Regions from separate parts of the Mus musculus genome. Here all the other regions are linked to region 1. A link is a loop called in an ENCODE intact Hi-C map of the cell type or tissue named here. Cell type or tissue: heart. All regions are shown on one strand. Region 1 overlaps Lsp1 (lymphocyte specific 1). Region 2 overlaps Mrpl23 (mitochondrial ribosomal protein L23). Region 3 has its middle 4.4 kb from the start of H19.

Evidence for each region. Peaks named below come from ENCODE experiments on the same cell type or tissue, not always from the same donor. Only the 100,000 strongest peaks of a DNase experiment are listed, where the experiment ranks them.
Region 2: it touches region 1 in a loop (2.1-fold over the local background); 8 of 42 quality-filtered maps call a loop at or near these places.
Region 3: it touches region 1 in a loop (7-fold over the local background); 11 of 42 quality-filtered maps call a loop at or near these places.

Annotation. Positions count from the first base shown.
Region 1 is chr7:142,476,724-142,484,723 of GRCm38, forward strand. It overlaps Lsp1 (lymphocyte specific 1), which reads left to right. Exons shown (of 11, transcript NM_001136071.2): 2 at 7,756-7,902. Among named protein-coding and RNA genes, the nearest start is that of Tnnt3, 18 kb to the right of the region's middle. In heart, a CTCF peak has its summit at 4,638 (motif pointing right); DNase peaks (open chromatin) are centred at 4,628, 5,148, 5,688, 6,618 and 7 weaker places; H3K4me3 peaks cover 908 bases; H3K27ac peaks cover 8,000 bases.
Region 2 is chr7:142,534,299-142,542,298 of GRCm38, forward strand. Mrpl23 (mitochondrial ribosomal protein L23) reads left to right here. Exons shown (of 5, transcript NM_011288.2): 2 at 707-829; 3 at 1,772-1,854; 4 at 2,969-3,042; 5 at 6,221-6,447. The coding sequence ends at 6,364. Among named protein-coding and RNA genes, the nearest start is that of Mrpl23, 5.3 kb to the left of the region's middle. In heart, a CTCF peak has its summit at 3,782 (motif pointing right); a DNase peak (open chromatin) is centred at 3,793; H3K4me3 peaks cover 244 bases; H3K27ac peaks cover 7,526 bases.
Region 3 is chr7:142,578,541-142,586,540 of GRCm38, forward strand. No RefSeq gene overlaps it. Among named protein-coding and RNA genes, the nearest start is that of H19, 4.4 kb to the left of the region's middle. In heart, CTCF peaks have their summits at 1,782, 2,269, 3,293 and 3,494; a DNase peak (open chromatin) is centred at 2,214; H3K4me3 peaks cover 1,564 bases; H3K27ac peaks cover 3,033 bases.

The sequences.
Region 1 (8,000 bases):
TGCCACACATCTGTCCAGGTGGGCAGCCAAGTGAGACAATGTGTAAACCTGTGACCAGATGAAGGATGAGCCATTTGAGCAGCGTCCATTAAGAGAGCTATAGCCAGGCCTTTGGGGTGAGGTAGATCTGGGTACAGCCAGCAAGGGAGGAAAGAGGAGGGAATGGCAGTCTCAAGCCAGTGCCAGCCACCGTCGCGTGTCAGGGAGTATGCCAGAGCCTTGCCTCGTGAGCGCTGTGAACATTCTGCCAGGGCTGTCTGCTGCTGTGAGCCACGGTCTCTCTGAGCCCAGTCCCCACCGGAAGCTTGGTGATGAGGATGCTGAAGGCAGTTCTGAACAGCAGAGCTCAGGCACCAGGGAAGTCTCATGCCTGCTGTGCAGTTGGCCTCCGCCTGTGACAAGTCTGGTCAGTGACACGGAGGACACGGTGTGCAGATCCAGTGAAGGGAGAAAGCAAGCTCAGGCCAGCACAAGCCGCCGTCATGACAGGATGTGACAGATGGGAGGTCTAGACCCTGGTGTCCACCCCTAGACCTGAGGGTGACCTGGGACTGGTCAGATTGGTCCAGAGATGATTTGAGTTAGAAGTTCTGAATGAGGAAGCTGCCAGCAGTGGACTGACCAGGAAACACATCATAAAGAGGTAGGGTTCCCAAACCCAGGGGAGGGGATGGGCTTCTTTGTGGGACAACCAGCTTGGTTCTAGACCCTACACTGATGGCAGAATCTTGGTCCAGCCTCTGGATGAGGTGTGGGATAGAGGGGCCTGCACCATTCTTATTTTCTCAGCCTCAAGATCATAAAGAAAGCCTTGGCAGAACCCAGCTATAGACTCCTTTGAAACAGCCACACCTTGAGTTGAGGCTCTGACTGTCTGACACCTTTTCCAAATGCAGACTTGTGGGGGCGTGGGGGTGGGGGTGCTTGCTTGGGCAGTTTGAGTGCTGTAATGGATTGGTGTGGACTACCCCTGACTCAGCCAGGTTCTTTCAAAGGGTTTTGTGGTCCCTAGGTGGACTGATATACCCTCTCTCTGAAGTGTGACTCCAAGGTACATCCCTTCTTCACCCCAGAGGAGAGATGGTGCCTGCCTCACCTGAGTGTGCATGACCCCAGGAAAGAGTACACAGGTGGCAAGATACTAAGTGGGTAGCCCTAGATTGTGAGGTAAGGATAGATGGGAGGCAGATACAAGATTCCCTTCCCATGTAAGGCCCCCAGAGGCCAGGGAGCCACAATAAGATGGTTGTGGGCCTAGACCAAAGACATAGGGACAAAAGGGTGTGGCTCTGTTAAAGATGGGAATAGGAGAACACTCTTGGGGAAAACCAGCTTTGGCGCTGGACACCTTCCTCTCCCCAGATCCCTCACACCATGGTCTCTCCTGGAGATGTCTCCCAGATGCCTATGTTTTTGATGCCCTGATTACTCTGTAGCAGCCCCTCCCACCCCCACGCCACCAGGGCAAGCATGGGTAATGATACTTTGCCTTAAGTATCCTGTGTCGGTTGCATGTCTCCACCTGCTGCCCTGTGTGACTGAGAGAACCTGTGGCTGCTTAGGTGGCCCTTGATCTACACCAAGGGTCGGGGCTGGCCTCTCCGTACTACTAAGATGCACTGGGTAGTGGAACGCTTACCATAGTTGGCACCAGTTGTCAGGGGAATGCTTAAGAAAGAAAGGGAGGGTACCATGGTCCTAGGAAGGCAACTGCAGCTGGTGTGGGGGCAGTAGAGCATGTAGTAGATATTGGGGTGTCATTGAGCAGAAGCAGGTTCCCAAGCCTTCAGAGCCAGGGATGGTGTCAGAAAGAAGCCTTGGTCTCTCTGACTCCCCTTGCGGGTGGTAAGCCCAGGTACAGCCTCTGCTTCCCTACTCCTCAACTGCAAGAAAATAGAGGGGCAGTCCTGCTCTGTTCCACAGAGAGAACTGAAGGGATGCTGGCTGGGTGGGGTTTGTATCCAGGGGTCAAGAGAGGTCAGGTGGGACAAAGGCAGAGGAGAGAGCCAGAAGCACAGCCTGACACTGTGGTTTGACAGGCTTGACAGACAGACAGCCTTCTCTAAGAGTCCCTGGCACTGAACGCCAGGCAGAGATCGGCTGGGAAGACTACAGGATTGGGGGTCCTGGGTAGAGACAACTAGATGTCTTCCAACACAGTGTGCTGCCCCATAAGAAAAGGCAGAATTGTGGGCAGGGTATGGCCTGTGGGGACAGCACAGGTTATGATGGAGGCACATTGCCTTAGCTGTTCATGAAGACAGTCCCCAGGAGCCTTTGCATTCAAAGGGTACTAAGAGTGGCGGTCATCTGGCCCACCTACAATGAACAGTACCTCCGTCTGGTGGGAAGGAGAGAGCTGGAATTCACAGCCTCTTCTGAGGCCCTCTGTAGGAGGTCTAACTCCTAGAACCCCAGGCTGGGCCTGGATGTGTATAGGACGTGTGTGTGTGTGTGTGTGTGTGTGTGTGTGTGTGTGTGTGTGTGTGTGTGTATGGGCACATGCATGTGTAGGAGAGTTCCTTCATTCCTCATTCCCTTGCAGAGCTGCGATCCCACCTAACCCTTATCCTTGCTCTCCCAGGGACATGCACCCATAGGCTCTCCCCACTGCCTTCCCACCTGCTAGCCCATTCTTCTTTTCCCCAGGGCAGGAAACAGGTATGTTCATCCTGATTCTGCAGCTTCCTCCATGTTGTGTCCCCATCCCAGGGCCCTTGTGCTGGGCTGCTCCCATGACAGCAATTAACTCCTTACTGACTGTGCTCACCCCTCATCTGCCTTCTACCCTTGAGGCAGCCAGAGCTTCCTGGCTCTGAGAATCTTTTCTTCCTGACCAGGACCTTCTATGACTCCCATAGCCCCAGCCAACCAATCTTAACTTTTTAATCTTCCCAAGGCCCACCCCTTAGGCTTGGCTACCATAACCCTTCAGAGCTATCTATCCCTTGTACAGATAAACACTAACCAAGTCCCAAGAATGTGGACTGCTTGTGTCCCGAGGACAGGGCAGAGAAGCACTCAGAACACAATAGAGGGCTCAATTCTTAAAAGTGGGAAGCCCAGATCCCATAGGTGTGCTTGGTTGTCCATATCTGTGACCACGGGCAGTAGCCTAAGAATCTGAGCCACTGAGGCTGAGCCCCAGGTATCAACTTGGGTGTTTTTTCCTCCTCTCCTGGATGCCTCCTCTCCACAGTGCCTTGAGCAGTACCCTGGGGTGGGAAGACCTGGGTACCAGGCGGCCAAATAATCCAGCCTTCCCTGTGCCATCTACCCCGGCTCCACTTGGCTACCTCTGAGCTACTCAGGCTACTGCTGCAGGACCCCTTAAAGGTCTCTGCCCTCAGGATGGGGCTCTGGCAGCCATGACCTAGTATTGTCTATCTCCAGGGGCACTCACATCCCGTGCTGCAGATCCAGGCTTCATTCAGTGTCTCTCCCAGCCCAGACCCAGGTCTTGCTGCACATGTCATGGACACTGGACCATTCTGAAGGCCACTTCCCTGTCCCCCATGCCCAGCTTAGAACAGAGTTGGCTTCTCTTTCTCCCACTTACTTCTGGCCTACATCTCACTCCTCCATCCTTCCATGTCTGATCCTGAACAGAACCAGGGCTTCCCACATGTGGGATCTACTCATGCCTGGAAGGGCCACCCTGCTGGCCCATGGAGTCCCTCCGAGGTCTACATACTTCTTGAACAGTTGACTTCATGTCACTCTCCTTCTCTTTGGCCTAAAGGTCCCATTCATCCTTCATAATTGTGATCAAGATCGTGCCCCACCCCTTCAAACAACTTCCTGCAGTGCTTTTCTGGGCAGTGGAGACAGGGTCTTGCCCAATTCAATACACTGACCCTGACAATAAGAAAAGAGTGATCCCACCATGTCCATGCTGTGCTAGAAAGATGATGGAGAGCACACTGAACCAGAACCAGATGGGGGCCAGGTTCCTTTCTCCTCATCTGAGCCTCAGGGAGGGAACTTGTACTCTCCTGCCTGCCTTACATAACCACTCTCCTACTAACCAGGCTCTGCACCCTGAGCTCACCCCACATACCCACCTCCACGCCTCTTTCCGGAGTTGGGTGGCAATTAAGCATTTGTACACCCGAACCCCTCTGTAGATTGTCCACAGGGAGTGGGACCCCCTATATCCAACAATCAATGGGTCCTGCAGCTAACAGCTACAGGGACTGGTGCTTAGAAGTGTGAGACATGGGTGGGGACCTACAGCAACCACTCAAGACTTACCCTGAACCCCCCTTCAGAGGTCTGCCCCTATCTCTGGGAGCCTGTACCAGGAGGTTTTTTTTCCTTGCTCTGCCCCTTCTCCCAAAGGCTCTACCACTTGCACATCAAGTGCACCCCTGATGAGCAGGGCTGTGACCTTGGGAAAGATACTCCCCAGAGGGTAAGAGACCCTGGTGGTCCCAGAGAGTCAATTCAACTACTCCTGGTGGCTGCCTCCAGGCTCCTCACTACTTCCAGTCCCCTGCTACTCAGGAGATGGTGATAGGAGGGGTCCCTGGAGGAGGCCTGAAGGATCCCAGTCCCCAGTCCTCTCTACTGTTTCCCTGGGGAGTGTAGAAACAGTACTGACCTTTGGGTTCAAATTAGCTGGAGGGGGCAGTCACATGGGCAGCCTGCAGGGGGCAGAATTGCAACAGGGACTGAAGCCTGCCGACCTGGAATTATTCTTGGGAGAACAAAGAGGGTGGGTAACTGGGAAAACTGGACCCAGGATGGGCGCTCCTGGCTCTCAGCAGGATCTAGGGAGCGCGGGAGGGGGGTGGGAGGAGAAGGGGTGCGGAGGGTGAAGAGGGACAAGACATTGAGCAGGGGTGCAGAAGGCAGGGGTAACTGCCTTGAGTTAAAGAGCTCCACTCAGAGCGGGAGCTGGTGGGGGTCTATACACCCTGGAGCACCTGGGTGGGGCCCCAGCCCCAGGCCCAGCTCCAACCCCAGCCCCAGCCTGTGGTAAGCCCTGTGACTGCGTGGGCAGGATGTGGGGGGACAGGGCCCCATTCCTCAGCCCCCAGGCTGAGCCCTGGGCCCCCCGAGCCAGAACAGACTCAGGAAATGGTCTGATTGCGTTTGTACGGGAACGCCAAATCCCTTGCAGCTGCGCGGGGCCAGGGCCACGGGCGGGGCGGCCATCGCCAGCGTCTTGACAGCTCCGAAGAACGTGCCAAGGGGTCTGGGCCGCTGGCGGGGGGCGCCTTTCCCAGGCCAGAGGCCCCCACCCCACCCCACCCCAGGAGAGCCACCCCCTTCCAGTTCCCAGAACGGAGCCCAGCTGTGGAATAGTGACGGGGTGAGGTCATGGGGAGGGGGCGCATTACTCATTGCTTGAGGCAGGCGGGAGGGAAAAGGCAGGGGAAAGGGGCCCCAGGCCTCCTCAGCCTCAGAGCAGGGTCAGGAGCTGGGACAAGCTTCTTCCCAGCAAGAAACAGGAGGGGTGATGCTAGTAGACCCCTACCCTGTACCCCCACTGTGTCCCCAAGACTTTGTCCAGGAAGGGCTAAATTGGGGTAACTTTGGAGGGGTGTGGGTCCCACAAAGGATGTTCTCAGAAAATACACTTTGGCCTCCTGCCAGTCCCAGGCTCAGGCCGGCACCACGTTGTCGGGGTGATGGTTAGCAAAACAGTAAATAGTGAGGCAGGGGCAGCCCCCTGAGGGAGCTTGGAAGGGGATGGGACCTGCTGTTTGTGATCCCCTGTTCCCAACCCTTGCCTGCACAGGTTTGAGAGTGACCCTGTGTACTCACGTGTGAGCACGTGTGTATGAGGGCCTGTGTGTGAGTGCCTACGTGGCCACACCAGATGTGTGTGTATCCTGTACCCAGGTCAGGAGAGAGATCTGTGTTTGGGTCCCTGTACTCATTCCTATACTCATTGCAAACCCAGCTCCCAGCCCCTCTTCCCAGGCTTTTCGTGCTGGTGACAGGCTGTGGTAGCTTGGACTTTCTGCTCCAAGAGTGAAGTACCCCAAGGGTTCCTGCAAATAAAAATGCTTGCAGGAAGGTTGCCCTTGTTAGAACAGGTGAAGCTCTGATCCCATTCAAAGTGAGACACACACACACACACACACACACACCCCATACTCCAGAGATGAGCTCAGTCCTGTGCTCCAATCTCCAGTCTTAAAGTGCTTGCACACACATACAAGAACTTTACACATAGGCTCAAATACATGTACACTTACCCTGCACATGCATAGATTCAGATAGCAAGAACAAACTGACCCCAGGGGGTATCTCTTTATGGTCTGCCTCTGAAGCAGGCAGAATGGGGAGCTCTCTTCCCCCCACCCACTCTGCCCTGATATCTTTGGGGGGCTGCTGGTAAACGTGTATGCAAGGAGCGACACACAGAGCTATAATTCACTAGGTGGAGAGGGGCCAAAAGCAGCCCCCACATTGATTGAGGCCATGGAGGGAGCCAGGAGGCCCTCTGCATCTGCCTGTGATGGGAGCCAGGTGTTGGGAATTAAGGGGCTTTCTCAGGCTGGAAGCTGAAGGCCCTTGTGAGGCTGAGGCAGGCAGCTCGGCTTGGGGGTGCGAGGTAGGAGCGGGCAGACAGCTTGCGTGGCTGCGGTCCCATGTGGCTGGTGGGGCGGGAGGTGGGGGATGAGGGAGGAGTGAACCTCATCCTGAAGCCTGCGGAGAGGCCTGGCTTTCGTCTGAGAGGCTTAGGGGAGACCTGGAGAGATTAGATCATGTACTGGCAGGGCTTCCTGGCCAGGGGACTGAGGCCCAGAGGGGAGAGGGATGTGGGGTCATTCGGCGGACACTGCCCGGGGAGCACAGAGACCCCAGCAGAGAGACAACTCTTAGCAGTTTGTGCACCTTGGCCTTGGGGCAGCAAGAACTGTAGAAACAAAGGACCCAGACCCTGTCAGCTCTAGCTGGGTTGTTTGGGGGGTGGGGTCAGGATAGGGGACAGTGGTGAAGGCCTAAGGTATCTACTAGACACCAGAAACACAGGTTTGTTTTGTAGGGTCTCCAGATCCTCTGAGCCCAGCCAGCCTGATTCCTCTGACCATCCCCTGGCTTAGGGGAAAGGGACTCTAAGGAGCCTGGGTGTCAGCTTGCTCTAAGGACTGTAGATATTGCTTGCCTCAGTTTCCCCTCCTTCAAAATAACCCAGAGAGACTCCACAGAGAACTCTGGGGTGAGGGTGAGGTACTCTAATGTCCCTAAGTTCAAGGTAGAGAGAGGAAGAGGCTATAGAAAGACAAAGAAAATCTGACCTGGTGGCTACTAGATGCAGTCTCACACTTAGAGGAGGCTGTGTGGTAGCTACCAACATGGCATTCTTGGGGGGAAGAAAAGAAGGTTCCAGATGGGGACCTTAGAGGTAGCTATCTGATCTCTCTCTCTCCCTCCCTCCCTCTCTTCCTCCCTCTCTCTCCATCACCTTTTCCAAAGTCCTCCTTGGTCCCCTACATGGAACTCTGCTCTAACTTAGGAGACAGCCAGCAGGACAGTTGACCATCAGCCCCAACATTGGTTTGCCTGAAGCCTATGTGAACACTGATGTTTCTTCCAGAGGGTCACCTGTATGTAGAGCCCTGAGATTACTCCCCTGGCCACAGGTGCTTTTACAACTGCCTTTGCATAGCCTTTATCTTGGACCAAACTGAGGCCTGCAGACTGGTCCAGGGGCTTACCCTCACCAGCTGGCAAAAGGGCTCATAGTATGACTATCTCAGTCACATAGAATGACTGTCTCTGTGATGGTGCCTCCAGGCTCACAACTCAGTGGAGAGAAGAAGACGAGGAAGAGGCTGCCCGTGAGCAGCGTCAACGGGAGCGAGAGAGGCAGCTACAGGACCAGGACAAAGATAAAGAAGATGATGGTGGCCATTCCCTGGAACAGCCAGGACAGCAGACACTGTAAGCTGCTGGGTCCTGGACCCCTATCTACTACCACACAGGACCAGGGCAGAAACACATACTGGGGGTAGGGGTGTGTGTCTTGGCCTTAGAGCCAC
Region 2 (8,000 bases), 58 kb after region 1:
TCTCCTGTCCTTCTCCATGTCTGCTCAGGTGGGCATGGAGGCGAGCAGGACCACCAGGCAGAGATCCTGCTTTCTCTACAGGCCTGATAATGGTGGAAACTGGCTATCCCACCAAGTCCTGCTTGTTTAGATAGTTTTAGGTGTCCAGTGAGGTGTTGCTAGCTCGGAGCCATGTTGGAAACACTGTCTTCTCTAGCCCCCAGCCTGTTTTCCTCCCTCTCAAGGAACTTCTGTGGGCCCTGGGGGTGGGGGTGGGGGTGATATTTCCGGGCTGGCCACTCCCCAGAAGCAGGAGTTAGCAGCAGGCCTTTGGAAGAGGTGGTATCTGCAAGCTGAGTACCACCACTGCCCTGTTTATGAGGTCCTTCCTTCCTTGTTCTTACAATTTTACAAGCTGGGACCATTATTCTGCTCCCATACCACAGCTATGAGCCTTAGTTCCTGTTTTTGTTTCTTTCTTTCTCTCTTTTAGCTGTCCTTTTGACCTTTCTATAGGAAGGCTGTAGTGTCAGTAGCCCTGGAACCCAGTAGGGAGGCCAAGGACTAGGCTGGGAAGCTGCTTGTCCCCCCTACTAATGAAACCATATAGTAGGGACAGGTCCTATGTGTAACTGTCCCACCCTGCCTCGATTCTGCTGATGTGAGTGGACACATGAGCCTGCAGTACTGTGTGTATAACCTCAATCCCCTGATTTCTCCTGAGCAGGTACCCCCTTTACCAACTGGGTGGCCCCCAGCTCCGTGTATTTCGAACTAACTTCTTCATTCAGCTGGTGCGGCCTGGTACTGCACAGCCTGAAGATACCGTGCAGTTCCGGATCCCCATGGAGTAAGTGAGGCCCAAAGGAGTTCAGGGGCTGGGGAGTGGCCTCCAGGATGTGGGTCCTGTCCTGTTTTTTAGCTTAGCTCCCCAGGGCCAGGCTTTTCCTGTGGTGGAAAGACCTGGGGCCACTTTGCTTGCTCAGCGGATGGTGGAGGGGCCTGGTGTTTGCAGAGCTTCAGGCAGCCAAAGAGTAAGCATGCTCTTGGCTGGCTTCCTGGCTCGCCCTCCACCTGGGGAAAGCTTAACAGAAAGCCTGAGATTTGTTGAATTCTTGCCTCCATCCTTTTCCCAGGAAAGGAGTCCCCGGAGGCTGGGTTGGAGCATGCTGAGATTTGCAGGGCTTCTAGGATGTGAGCTCTGAGTCCCTTACCTCATTCTTCGCAGTTCCATGTGCCCCCTTTTAAGGAAGGTTCAGTGCAACCCAACTGCTTGTACTGCTCTGAGTCCTAAAATCCACAGGGACCAGCTCAGCAGGGGCAGGGGGCAGGAGCAGATCCCTGGAGGAGCTGGGTTAGGGTCTCTTTGGCTTTCCAGACATACACAGGAGCTTATGGTAGCCAGGGTTGTACTGAAAGCCACCATGGGCTTTGTCCCCCAAGTCCTAGAGAGGCCCCTCTGGCAGCACATGTCTCATAGACCCTAGGGGCGAGTCTTTAGTTACAGATAGGAGCCCAGCCTGGCGACAGGCCTGATATCTTACATTTGATCAGGGTGAGCCCACCTGGCTCCAGGTAATGGTCAAGGATCCAGGTGGAGAGGACCAAGTAAACAACTCTGATGAAATCCCACCCTCATTAACTCTTAGCTCATCCTTTTGTCTGGAGGGGACAACACTGGAGCCAGCCTCACCTGGCCACAGCTGCTCCTTGGACTTTCACCCTTATCCCTGGGTAGGATATCTCTTTATCTAGGCTTAGCTCAAACTTGTTTGCTTTCTGTCTCATCCAGGATGACCAGGGTGGACCTTCGGAATTACCTTGAGCAGATTTACAATGTTCCCGTGGCTGCCGTGCGCACACGGGTGCAGCATGGTGGGTACCTGTGTTGGTGGCTTGCCACCAGGACATAGCCCCTTGTCTACTTCTTGTTGTCTTCAGACTCCAGAGGGGAAGCAAAGGCCTTGAGGGGCTTGGGTGCCTTGTCTTGCCAGAGGGTGCCCAGCCTCTTTCTATGTAGCTCATTGAAGGTCCCCAACACTTCTAGCTGTGACCCTGAAATGTCCTCTGTTCCTTAGAACCACTTCCTTAGCCTGGGCTGGTCTCTAGTAGGCCTCCACAGTCTCCTCCTGTAGTAGATCCTAAAGTAGCCCATCAGTGGCAGATTGATTAGTGCCCAAGGCTGGCTAGTAGTGCTACCCTCTTAGAAATGCCCTTCCTACCGGGCGTGGTAGAGCACACCTTTAATCCCAGCACTTGGGAGGCAGAGGCAGGCGAATTTCTGAGTTCGAGTCCAGCCTGGTCTACAGAGTGAGTTCCAGGACATCCAGGGCTACACAGAGAAACCCTGTCTCGAAAAACAAAAACAAACAAAAAAACAAACAAACAAAACAACAACAACAAAAAGAAATGCCCTTCCTAGAGAATCTCCATTTCACCAGAGAGCAAAGAAATTCCTTTTGTAGCCAGTCGTGGTGGAGCACGTCTTTAATCCCAGCACTCGGGAGGCAGAGGCAGGCAGATTTCTGAGTTCGAGGCCAGCCTGGTCTACAAAGTGAGTTCCAGGACAGCCAGGGCTATACAGAGAAACCCTGTCTCGAAAAACCAAAAAAAAAAAAAAAAAAATTCCTTTTGTTCTTTTAAACTCTTCTGTTGTCATTTCTATTCTCAAAAACATTATTTATTTATTTTTTTGTCATTGACCAGGCTGGCCTTTAACTCAGAGATCTGCCTGCCTCTGCCACCTGAGTGCTGGGATTAAAGGTGTGAGCCACCACCAGCCAGCTCAAAGACTATTTTTACTTAAACAGAGAAACTGGGATGTTTGTCTGAGACCCCCCCTCTGGTGTTCAGCCTGCCTTTTGAAACCCCCCTCCCCACTCCACCTCCAGATGATATCCTGTGCCTTACTAGAAAATGGTTTCTAGATTGTGGGGCTCATCAAGGGGCCAGAAGTTAAGGCAGGGTCTGGTCTGCTGTCCCCTCACAGGCTCCAACAGGAGGAGGGATCACAAGAATGTGAGGATCAAGAAACCAGACTACAAAGTGGCCTACGTGCAGCTGGTGAGTGAGACCGGCTGACCTGCCGCCTCTGTTTCTGCTCACTGTCTCATCTGTGTCCTGGGGCTGTTTGTGCAATTCCCTCTACCTTAGCAGAGCCCAGACCTGGAGATCGGGGCAGGAGGAGCCCAGGTCCTAGTGCACCTCCGCAGATCATCTCTGTAGTCCTCAGTAAATCCATTCCTTATTTTGTGCTACAAGCCCATGCCTTAGTTACATGTGTTTGGAGGAAACAGAAATCAGAGGGTGAATGTGAAAAGCCACCGCTCTGTGAGGATACCTTGCCTGGTGCAGAGTTTATGTTCCCCTAGAAGCCCAGTGCTGTGAAAAGGTTGAGACATCTGGGGTATACGGACCCTACACATTCTTCTGTTAGTCAGCCATGACAGTGATTCTGTGAGTGTGGGTACCAAAGCCCCTTCACCTCATCCTTGCCTGGGGTCCTGGGAGCAGACTCCTAGTCTGGGCCTTTACTCACAAGACCAGACTTGCCTGGAAAGAGCCACATTTTCAAGCTTGCTCTCTTTTAGAGCCTCTGTCCTCGACCCACTGCCTTTGAGACCAAATCTTAACCTACAAGTACCCTTTGGTCTCAGTCTCTGGACAGAATCCCTTTTGACCTCCGGGAATCTCTCAAGGAAGACTCTACTCGGCAGGGTCCATTAACTGGCCCCCCACTGTTTGAACCCCACAGGGGGGCTTCCTCCAATTTCTCCAGTTTCAGTGTAAACAGCTCTCCAGGGAGCCCCAGCCTCCACAGCAGGCCGCTAGATGGCAGTCTCGTGCTATTGAGAATGGGCCCCTCCCACCCTCCCGTGCTGCATGGCTGTTTGTTCAAAGACCCTGTAAGGGAGGGAGGCAGCTTTGCTGGAAAAAGAGCTACAGTTGTTCTAAACAGGGCCTAATATTTGCTGTACATAAAATCAGCCCATGCAGGTGGGAAAGGAAGGCCTGGGCCCTCTGAAGGCTTGTGTGTGTGTTTGTGAGCTAGGTGTTGAATCCACCCATCTGTCTCTGTCACGGCCTGGGGGGCCACATCCATATGCTGGCATTTGCCACAAGTCACTTCAGAGACAGCTATGGTTACAAGTGGCTTTTGAGACATCTGAGCCCCTACATTCCCCTCCTCTTCCCCACCACACTCATGAAAGCTGGACTCAGTAGTTCTTACATCTGGCAGCTGCAGCTGCCACCAGCCATGTCCACCTTCCTCTGTGAAATTGTGATAAATGGAGGGGCCTGTTGTGCCCCCACTAGGCGAGACTTCTCAACCAGAGTTAAAATTTGTAACACACCCCCTTCCCGGCTCCAGCCTAGAAATGGTTCGTGTTTGGGACTTCTGGTTGTATCTGCAAAGGCTGTCTTTGTCTTCTTAGTCTTTGTCTTTGTCTTAGTCTTTGTCTTCTTAGTGTGTCTTTTACGGGTGGGGGGGCTTCTGGCTTCTGGTAACGGCACTGTGAGGCTCAGGAAGGGGCAACTAGGGGAGGGGGGAGAGAAAGCTCATCGTGAGTGTGGCAGGGGAAAGGCAGGTCCCACGTGGTGGGCGACCACATTTTTCTTCTGAGAACCTGATAAACATCTTTTTGGTCTGGTGGGGAGGGAGCCTTAGCAAGCTCTCAGTCCCCACACAACAAAAAGAGCATTGACCATGTTTACACAGAACAGTGTTTGACTGAGTGCTGCACACAGGCCATGAGCTCTAGGCTCCAGAGTAAATGCTGCGGGCAGGCACAGTCCAGCCCAACAATGGCCCGTAGGGGCCCTAGGATTACTGGAGTCAGGACTGGCTTCTCCACTTTTTCCCCTGGCCTTTTTTTCCTTTCCTGCCTTGGGCCCCTCAAAACCGGCTCTCCCTCCTTAGAGGGTGGGTGGCTACATTTTTTTCTAAAGTATGAAGCAATTATCTCTTAGAGATAGTCTTCATACTGGTACCCATAGATGGTGATGCGGGTCCCTCACATCTGCTCTTTCAAAATCCCCCGCTAGCCCCTTGCATAGGCTGTCTTTATCTCTGGACCTTAAGCTGTTTAGGACTTCATCTGCCATCAAAGCCAGCAGTCAATTCTGGATGGGCAGCCAGCTCTGCTTATAGGCTGCTGCCTCCCCCATTTTACTTTTGTAACATGGTCTCCAGTAGCACTGGCTGTCTTTGAACTCCTTGTGTAGCCAAGGATGACTTTCAGTTTTTGATCCTTGTGCCTCCTCCTCCCTTCTCTATGCTAGGATTACAGGCATGAACAACACCAAAGTCTTATGTGGTACTGGAGATCAAACACAGGGCCTTGTGGGTGCTAGGCAAGAACTCTACCAACTAAGCCCAGCCCCAGAGTGTCCACCTCTGACAGAACTTACTAAGTTCCCAGATTCAGAACTCCCTATTTGTCCACCTCCCAGACAAGGAGGAATGGCAGGAAGGGGTCTCTGTCTCCAGGTTGGCTCTTTTGTGCCCCTTCCATCTTACACCTCTTATCTTGGAGACGTTAGTAGGGGCTGCAAGTGAGCTTCCTAGCCCTGAGAGCTTTGCAGAGATGGCTTCTTTCTCCCTTCTAGGGCCTTCACTGGTTCTGGCCCATGTGCTTGGGGCTCCAGGCTGGGACTCAGCCATGCTGACACACTGAACTTGTAGTGAAAGACGTAAAAGCAGTTAATTTGCAAAGCCGGGCTTGATTTATAGACTGCTGCGTATGTAGGTTTCTGTGTACGTTGTGTGCATTTTATTTGCCAAGTTTGGAGCCTGGAGGAGGGCGGCCTTTAATGTGGCTGAAGGCCTTTAGATATTTTGGATGGAAAAAGTTTTAGCATGGCACCAGACGTCATTTGTGTCCTGTTTTTCTGCTCCTAGTTCCTGCCCCCAGTTCCACCGGCAGCCGCCTGGTGAATGGGCCTTTGCTGGACTGCTTTTAATGAGCCCTGGGTTGGTGCAGACCCCTGTAAAGAGATAATGTCCATGAAAAGGTCCATTGTCCTAGTAATAGCCTGCTGCTGATAGATAAAGGTTGGAGGGCTGGCCTGCAAGGTGTTTGTTTTCCCAGCAGGAACCCTGCCTAGAGACACTGGCGGCTCATCATCCTGTTGTCTGTCTTCCAGAGTCCAGGATCATTAGCAGTCCAGCCATGAGTCCCTGGGTGTGATAGGAAGGCTAGCCTGTGACTCTCAATTAAGCCCCTGTTTCTTTCCCCAGGCCCATGGGCAGACCTTCACTTTCCCAGATCTTTTTCCAGAGAAGGACCCCCGTTCTCCAGAACCTCTGGAAGAGGAGCTACCCCAGCAGAGGCAAAGCAGCGACCTGAGGTGCCCTGGTATCCCTTCCTGGTTTGGCCTATGACCTATGACAGCAGGATTTGGACCACAGACCCTAGTGAGCACAGTGGTTCTGACAAGCCCAAATAAAAATTCTTTGTGGAGAAAGAGCTGGTGGACACTTTGCCTTTTGTAGTGGATTATACATCTGGGTTCCCGACACATGTAGTTCAGTAGCCCTGACAGTGGGTAGAACTTGAGGTGGTTCAGTATTCTGGGGTGCAGAGACAGCAGTGTGAACATCTATACTTGACAGCTCAGGGTGGCTCCATGGGAGCAGAGGCCCACTGCTAGGCAAACATGTGAGCCCCAGGAAACAGTTGCAGATTGCAGTCCTCATTCAGGGTTGGGGGACAGGCTGGGAGGGAATTGCCTGTCCAGACAGGTTTTAGTGTGTGTGATACAATGGCAGGAAGGACGTGGAAGGGCAGGAGGGAGATCAGAGACAGATCTGCAGGCTCCAGGGACTCTGACATTGCAGGGAGATAGCCAGGCCACCGCGACCAGAGGCTATGGGTGATGAGACATGAAAGAGCCCCTTGGAGACAGTATGACTCTCAGGACGGAGGTTCTCAAGAGATAACAAGGAGCAAAAGGCCAGCAGGATTGATGGCTAGATAAAGGCACTTCCCTTTGAGCCCAGGGCCCAGAGTTTAATCCCCAGAAGTCACGTAAAGTGGATGGACAGAGCAAACTTCACAAAACTGTCCTCTGATTTCCACACACATTCACAGCACACATACCAATAGCATGGCCACCACGCATATGCAGATCATTTTTAAGAGTTTAAAGGCGCCAAGTCATGTGCCTTTAGCTGCGCTGACTAGAATCATGAAGGCATGTGTCTATCGCTTTTCAGCATTGATGTCTGAGTCTGTGTGCGGTGGTGGTGTTGGTTTAGATTTGGTTTTTTGAGACACGGTTTCTCTGTGGAGCCCTGGCTGACATGGAACTCGCTTTGTAGACCATTTTGGCCTCATGCTCAGAGATCTGCCTGTCTCTGCCCCAAGTGCTAAGATTAAAGAAAGGTGTGTGTCACTATTCTTGGCCTGAGTTCTGTGTTTGTGACTGTGACAAGGCGTTGGTGTGTCTGCCATTTTACTGACTGACTGGGTCCGTCAATGAAGTATCTCTGCCTGTGTTCCTTGTTAGTGGGTCACTATGCCTGGGAGTATGACTGTGTCTCAGAGTTGTATGTATGATTCTGTGACTGATTTTGTTTGTTTTTGTAATGTGTATGTTTTGTTTTGTTGGTTTTTAGTTTCTCTTTGTAGTCCTGGTTGTCCTCAAACTCGCTCTGTAGTCCAGGCTGGCCTCAAACTCACAGAGATCAGACTCTGCCTCTAGAGTGCTAGGATCAAAGGTGTGTACCACACCCAGCTGAGATTGTGACTATGTTTTAATGCATCTGTCTCAGTGTGTGTCTGAGTGTGTGTTGCCTAACTGCCACAATATGTAGATTGTGACAATGTATGTGTCTGAGTGTAGCTGCTTCAGTTTGTGTGTCTGAGTATATGACTGTGTCATTGTGTGTCTTGGTGTGTATGTGTCTGTGTGTTGGTGTGTGTGTGTGTGTGTATCTGACTGTGTCAGTGTGCGTGAGTATGAGACTGTGCCAGTTGTGTATGTGTGTGTGTCTATGATATGTGACTTTGACTGTG
Region 3 (8,000 bases), 100 kb after region 1:
TCATACTATCCCACGGAGTATGAACAGCCTACGAGTGGCTAACCCCCAGCCTTTGTCCTAGTCTGCTTGACTGACCTTATCTGGCCGCAGTGGTTTCAACAAGGTAGTAGCTAATTTGGGCACTCCTCACCGTCCCTTTTCTGGGTGAGTCGTCACGTTTGTCAGGACTCTCTTGCGATGAGTTTTATTAGTTATCTTACAGTCTGGTCTTGGTCACCCCAGTCAACCGGAGGCACAGTATGGTCTCCCTATCCTACTGAAGTACTACTATCAGTGATAGAATGGGGACAGGAGAGATGCCCTGTCCCTCCAGCCACGTGCGTGCGTATACCATTGCTCTTAGCTTCTGTTGAAAGTTATGCAGCTGAAATCCACAGAGTCAGCATCCACAAATCAGGGCACCAGAGAGTAGAGCAGCTCTAGATGGAAGTGACCGGAGCTCCAGATGGGAGGAGGACTCAAGGGCTGACCAGTCATGACCACTCAGCAGTGGTTCTCACCTATGTGAGGTGCAATAGCACCTTGGCAGATCCTCAGCCTAGTGGCTGCATGTCAGCTGAGTACTCATTTCTGGCTCCTAGTGATCCTTCATTTTTACTCTGTGAAAAGCCCTGGTCATTGCTGTGGGTGGACCCTAAGTTATGATACTGACGGACACCTCCAATTTGGTCATAAATAGACCCCAGCCTCTATTATCTTGGCGCTGTAATGTGTGTCTGTGCTGTCACCTTGTGGTGGTTGTGGCTATCTCTGCGCTCTTAAACAAATGATCCTTTTCAGAGATCGGTATATAAGATGGAAAAGAATGACCCCATCTTCTAATGAGCCTCAAGAACCCTGGCAGCATCAGCAGACTAAAGGCCGAGGGTTGGCCATCACATGTAAGCTATTCACTGGTGTGGTGGCAGTTGGTCTCTGTCTCCCATCACCCCCCACATCACCCTTGCTATACTCCCCTATACTTCCCACTATATCCTCCCCACTACACCCCTGCTATATCCCCCCTGTCATCCTCCCCACCATACCCCTTGCCATACCCCCCACCATACTTCCCCTATGGCCCCCATACTCTCTGCTATACCCCCACTATACCCTCCCTGCTATACCCCCACTATACCCCCGCTATGTCCCCCACTATACCCACACTATACCGCCCCACTACACCCCCATTATACCCCCACTATGCCCCTCCTGCCATGCCCCCCACTATGTCCCCCATTATGCCCCCGCTATGCCCCCGCTATACCCCCACTATAACTCCCTCTATATCCCCCGCTATACCCCTACTATACCTCCCACTATACTTCCACTATACCTCCCCATTATACCCCCTCGCTATAACCCACGCTATACAACCCCACCATGCCACACCCGCTATGCTCCCTCTTGCTACCCACCCTCCTGCTTCACTTCAAACTAAGCGGATCCCTGACTTCTCCTAGTCTCTAATCTCAGCTTTGCAACTTCTTGCTACAGTTCCTAGGTTACCTGGGACATTGCAATGGTTGAACCCCAGCCTCTGCTTTTATGGCTATGGGGTTTCGGTGGACGCACGCACGCGGCAGTTTCTATGTCTCCCGCCTATAACCGATTCTGTATTGAGTTTGGATTGAACAGATCTGGCTAGCTTGAGGAGTCCCAAGGCAGAAGGGGACCATTCCGTAAGTGCACAAATGCCTGATCCCTTTGTTGAACCTGGGGTACTCAAAGCTTTGTCACAGCGGACCCCAACCTATGCCGCGTCTGCCGAGCAATATGTAGTATTGTACTGCCACCACGCGGCATCGTCTGTCCATTTAGCTATAGCCAAATCTGCACAGCGTGGAGAGTGAACCGATCGATCGTGAAGGGCGCAAGACTGAAGGAGCTACCCAAGAAATGTGTGTTGTACCACCCCATGACCCTTATGAATCATTGAATGCTATGCCTGAGTGACCCATGAGTTTGCCATAGGTGAACCGCAATTTTGGTCACCTCTATGATAAAGTATGTGGGACTGCACTGGTCGCTGCTCGGCAACTTCGGTCTTACCAGCCACTGACGATCTCGGGCTGTGTAGGGAATGAGTCAAGTTCTCTGGTTCAGTGTGTAAGGGAACCATTCCAGAGGTGCACACATCTTACCACCCCTATGAATCCCTATTTGGGTGACCCTGGGATATTGCTGGGAATGAATCGCTCCCCCCAAGTTGGCAGCATTTGGGCCACGATATATAGGAGTATGCTGCCACCGCGCGGTAGCATCCGTTCCCTTGTTGCACATAACAGCTTCTATGCCTTCCTATAGTGAGCCACACTGGCTGGTTTTGGGGTTCAGTGACCAAAGGGACCCCCTCCAGAAACACAAGTGTTCCAACCTCTTATAAACCATATCGACCACTGAGGCATAGCGGCTTCGGACATTGCTGTGGGCGAACCCGAACTTTGGCCCTTGGACATTGTCATGGGCAAACCTTAACTTTGGCTGTCTCTGGAACATAATGTTTAAGATGACAGTCACCAGCGCAGCAATTTGGTCTTTCCACTCACAACGGCTTTTGTGCTTTCTGGCATCGAACCACATGCACTGGTTTATGGGGTCTGAGACCAAAGGAGACCATTCCGGAAGGGCATAGGTGTCCTGCCTTCTGCTTTTAACAAGGCTCTCCGGGACAGTGCAAAACAGGTGAACCCCAACTTTGCCATAAGTACGATTATCTGCCACAAACCAGCCAGGGGTCCTACCACCTCTTCAATTGATTTTGGGCTGACACCCAAGGCTTGATGTAGGATTCCTCAGCTGCCAAGCTGGCAGCTGAGCCCCATTGAGAGAGAATGCAGTTTCAGAATTGTTTGCAGCCCTGAGCCGGAGATCATTAGCATCTGAACGCCCCAATTAGAATACGAAAGCGCAAATCACCAGACTTTCTTGTTGGCGGTTCCTTAAGTGATTCTTTGGGTAGGGAGGTCAGGTGTCCTCATAGATGTGCAGAATTTGAGGACCATGCTTAGTGGGGTCTGCATTATGGTACTGCAATACATTCCATGATCACCACACATAGTAGCTATACTTCAATTTTCACACAATAGCGCTGATGGCCCCAGAACCCTATAAGTCAGATACCTGAGATAGCTCTTGAGAACGTTTTATCAAGGACTAGCATGAACCCCTGGCCTCATGAAGCCCATGACTATGGGATCATAGATGGTGATAGGGGAGAAAACTCAATCAGTTGCAATCCGTTTTAGGACTGCGATGTACGAGACTTCACTGCCGCCGTGCGGCAACCCTGGTCTTTACACACAAAGGATTCTTTGCAGAGAGTAAGCCGACCTTGTTGATTTGGGAGTCCGAGTCCACGAGGTACCAGCCTAGAAAATGCATGTGTCCTGCCCCCCTAGTGGCATTTGTGACCCCCCTGAGGTACTGAACTTGGGTGACCCACAGCATTGCCATTTGTGAATTCCAATACCAGGGGTGGGGGGGCTCTTTAGGTTTGGCGCAATCGATTTTGCTGCCACCACGCGGCAACTCCCGCGTATAAACCCCACAACTGATTCAGCAGACGTCCAAGAATAGGGCATGGTCTCCTTGCAGAATTCTTATGCCTCCTGGATGCTCGTGTGAATGTAGCATGTTCCTTTGAGTCCTGGGTGTAAGTGCCCTGCACGCTCATCCCCCGGACATGAAAATAGAATCTCTATTTTCTCACCAACCTTTTTCTTTCCTTGTGGTGATTCGGGAACTGTAGGCAATGGCTATTTTCTCGGTTTTAACTCAGGCTCCAGGCAGACTCAGTACTGTCTGGTCATCAGTTGCTGCACAGAACACACTTACATGGCACCATGGCCCTTTAGCCTCTGCTATGTTCCTCCTGTATGGTCACAGCACTGCTATGTTCCTCCTGTATAGTCACAGCACTTTTGACTGCATTGAATGGACAGTGAGCAGGAAAGCTTCCTTGGTCAGGCTAAACTCCTAGTGGTTCATTTGCATTTCGATGGGATAGAGCTAGATCTCTTCTTCCAGAAACAAGTTAGGCATGCCTTTGTCAATCTGGGGACTGCCAGGGCAGAAAGTACAATGAGGGCAGTAAGCTTTGGCGGGGAGGGGGGCTCTTGGGGTCAAGTCTAGTCTGTTTTGGCCATTGTAATAGTACGTGACATTGAGGACTAGGTGATGGCTAGCAGCTGGTGGGCAAACAGAACCTAACTGAAGCATGGTACTCTAATGGGGGCTAGTATCCAGTGAGAGCCTAGTCTGAGCCCTGTTGTTGGCTGTGGAACTTAGACAAGTGGTGGAGAAAGAGCTCTGCTTTCTCAGATTCCTTCTTAGTAACGTTCCTAAAGAATGAGCATAGAGAGAGTGGAAGTGAAACATCCAGGGGAGCCTCAGTCTCTTCTGAGTTCATGGCCAAGACTTATGTCCTAAACTCACACTATGGCCCTCTCAGTTGGGAACCAGCTCCCGTTGTCCCCTTCTGGACACCATCCCCATATAGAACTAACCACACAATGTGTCTTTTATACCACTGTGAGCATGGTGGTGCCACCTAGTATCTGGACAAAAGCTTGTAGATGATGCTAACATGACAATATGATATTGACTTAGATAAGTTGGTACATAAGAGTGACATAGCTGGTCCCAGCACTTGGGAGGCAGAGGCAGGCAGATTTCTGAGTTCGAGGCCAGCCTGGTCTATAAAGTGAGTTCCAGGACAGCCAAGGCTACACAGAGAAACCCTGTCTCAAAAAACAAAACAAAACAACACCACAAAAGAGTGACATAGCTGGGACATGGACATGGGAGTGTCACATAGATGGGATATGCACCCAGAAGTGTCACATAGATGGGACATGGACACAGGAGTGTCACACATAGGGGATATGGACACAGGAGTGTCACACAGGTGGGGCATGGACACAGGAGTGTCACACAGATGGGATATGGACACAGGAGTATTACCTGAACAGGACATGGGCACTGATGTGCCACCTGGATATAACATGGGCCCAGTGGTGTCTGTAATCTGGAGAGAACATAGGTATAAGAGTGTTACTTATATAGGACATGGACACAGAATATCACTTCAATAAGATGCAGGCTCAGAGGTATTACCCAGGAAGGACATGGGTATAGAGATCTTTCTATATACAGAAGAGATACCTTCTAGACCTTCTAGACACATAGATGGGACACATAGATAGGACACATAGATGGGACATATAGACACATAGATGGAACACAGACACAGAGGAATCTTTTGGACGGGACATGGGTACAAAGGTGTCATTTGTATGGGGCATGGGCATAGGAGTCCCAATGGACGTACACAGAGGTGTTTCCTGAATGAAACATAGGCACATGGATTCCACAGGACAACAAAACAGAGTTGTCATCTTGAATGGATAAGGGCACAGGGGTGTCTCCTGGATAGAATGCAAGAATAGAGATAACACCTGGATAGGACCTAAGCATAAAGGTGTTACCAAGATAGGACACAAACATAGCTGCCTCCTAGATGGGACATGGGCGTAGGTGTCATATGGAGGGGATAATGCCACAAAGGTGTCACCTGGATAGGACATGGGCACAGAGGTGTCACCTATGTGAAACATGGGCACAATGGTATCATCAGCATGTAGATATAGACACATTCCTATCCAAGGATGGGGACATGAATACCAGGGTATGACTTGGATAGGGACAGGACATAATGTGTCATTCAAAGAAGATTGGAGATGCCATCTATAAACCATATACAACCTAAGGAGAAATCAGCTCTACAGGCATGGGCACCTTGACTTTGGCCTTGAAATTGTGGGGTACAAGAAAACTGATTTTTGTGTAGGAAGATGGTTTCTTGTAGCCCATGCTGACCTCAGACTAGCTATGTAATAAAGATGACCTTTAATCTCTGATCTTCCTGCCTTCATCCCCTGAGTGTTGGATGATAAGTGCACCACCATGTCTAATTTATGATTCTGCTTTTCTGAACACTCACTTCTTAATGTTTCTTACAGCCCTTGGTCAACTAGCCTAAATAAGATTAACCTGGAGGGAAGAAGAGTGTAGTAGCTTGATGGCACCCATAGGTTCATAGATTTGACTACTTGGTCACCAGGAGTGGCACTATTTGAAACAATAAGGAGGCATGGCCTTGTTCAGAGGAAGTGTGCCACTGGGCTTTGGAGGTTTCAAGGGCCCAAACCAGGCCCAATGGCTTTCTCTTCCTGCTGCCTATGGATCTGGATGTAGCAGACTAAACCTCTAAAGCGGTAAGCAAACCCAAAATAAATGCTTTTTTTTTAAAAAAAAATAAGAGTTGCCACAATCATGATGTCTCTCCACAGCAATAGAACACTGACTAAAACAGAAAGCAACAGAAACTGTGTGTCAGAGGTGGGTTCCAAATGCTTTCTGCTGCAGCCCAGGTTTGTGGTGTTAGCCCTTTGTTGCTCTAGCTAGCCCACCATCTCAGGCTTGACCCTCAGCTGGTATGAGTACTGAGCTGAATGCTTTGCAGCTTCCTCTTGAAAGGTGCCAGCTTGCCTTGGCAACCCCTTACTGTTGTTTGGGAGTATGTGTGGGTATTTGGGGGTTGCTTCCAAAAGCAGGAATTTATTCTAGCACAGCTCTGAAGACCATAAATCCAAGATCAAGTGTTTCTTAGAAGGCTCCAGGAGGGGTCCTACCTGCTTCTCCCAAGCTCAGGAGATCCTAGGGGTCCTTAACTTGTGACTACATTCCCCAAACCCGGGCTTCTTGTTTACAGAAGCTTCCCCTGTGTGTTTATGTCTGAGTCTAAATGTTCTCTTCTAATGGATGCAGACACCACCATCAATTCCAGGGCACCCTTATCCTGAGTAGATGAGGAAGGATCATTGAGTCATCTGCATCAACCCAATGTTCAGGTGAGGACAGGCCTGAACTGGGGGGGACATTTTGATGCAATCCAAAGTGGCAAGGGACAGACATAAGTTTGACTGTCCACTTGGGTTCCCACATGCCCATGTAATGTCCACATGGCCTGGGACTTGTCCTGCATCTTGCACATCTTTTTTCTGACTTGGTCTCAGAACCTGAGCAGCAGTCTGCAATGGAACACCGTGGCTTGCTTATTTCTGGTTTGACCCATGAGCACTGTGCTTTGGTCTGCAGGCATCATGGGTATCCATTGATGAGCCCTGGCAGGCATACTGGGTCTCCTACAATATACTAGGTAGACACAAAGCATGACAGCTTAGTCCCAAAAGAGGATTCTGGAGATGGGCATAGAGAGAAAAGAGGGAGCCAAGCGTGTCTGAGGGACTGTCGAGTGCTGAGTCTGGTTTTTCAGTCACCACTTTGAGGCCATCTATACATGGTGTCTCCACTGTTTCAGCAATCCTGGCTGCTTTCTGCCTCTGCCCTGTAGCCTTCCCAAGAGTTCTGCTTGCTGCTGCAGCCCAGGTGTGTGTTAGCCCTCTGCTGCTCTAGCTAGCCCACCATCTCAGGCTTGACCCGCAGCTGGTATGAGTACTGAGATGGATGCTTTACAGCTTCCTCATGAAAGGTGCCAGCTTGCCTTGGCAAACCCATCTGTTTTCTTCCTCATCCTTCTGCATCTATTACAGTGCACCCTAACAGCCTCATCACTGTTTCTGCTCTGGCTGCAAAAGGCATATGAGCATCATCTTTGATCTGAGTTCTTATTCGGGGACTGAGCAAACATACACAGACCCTGACCTCGAAGACAAACTGTGTTTTCAGGAGTCCTCCCTCACTCCTGCAGGCTGGTCTTACCAGGTGGGCCAGGCCACCATCCATGTTCCCTTGCATCATAGGACCACCACTATCCCTTGAGCTATCATGTGAGGTGGGTGAAACCCAGGAAGGTGAAGAAGGTTCTTAGGGCAGGTAGTAACTCATCAACTTGATTTCTAGGGGCAGAGTGGGTGCTGACCTATATCTATGTACGGACAATAACAAGAGAAGTGGCCCCGGTGCATAAGGGGAGAAGCTGGCAGATCAGGCTGTGA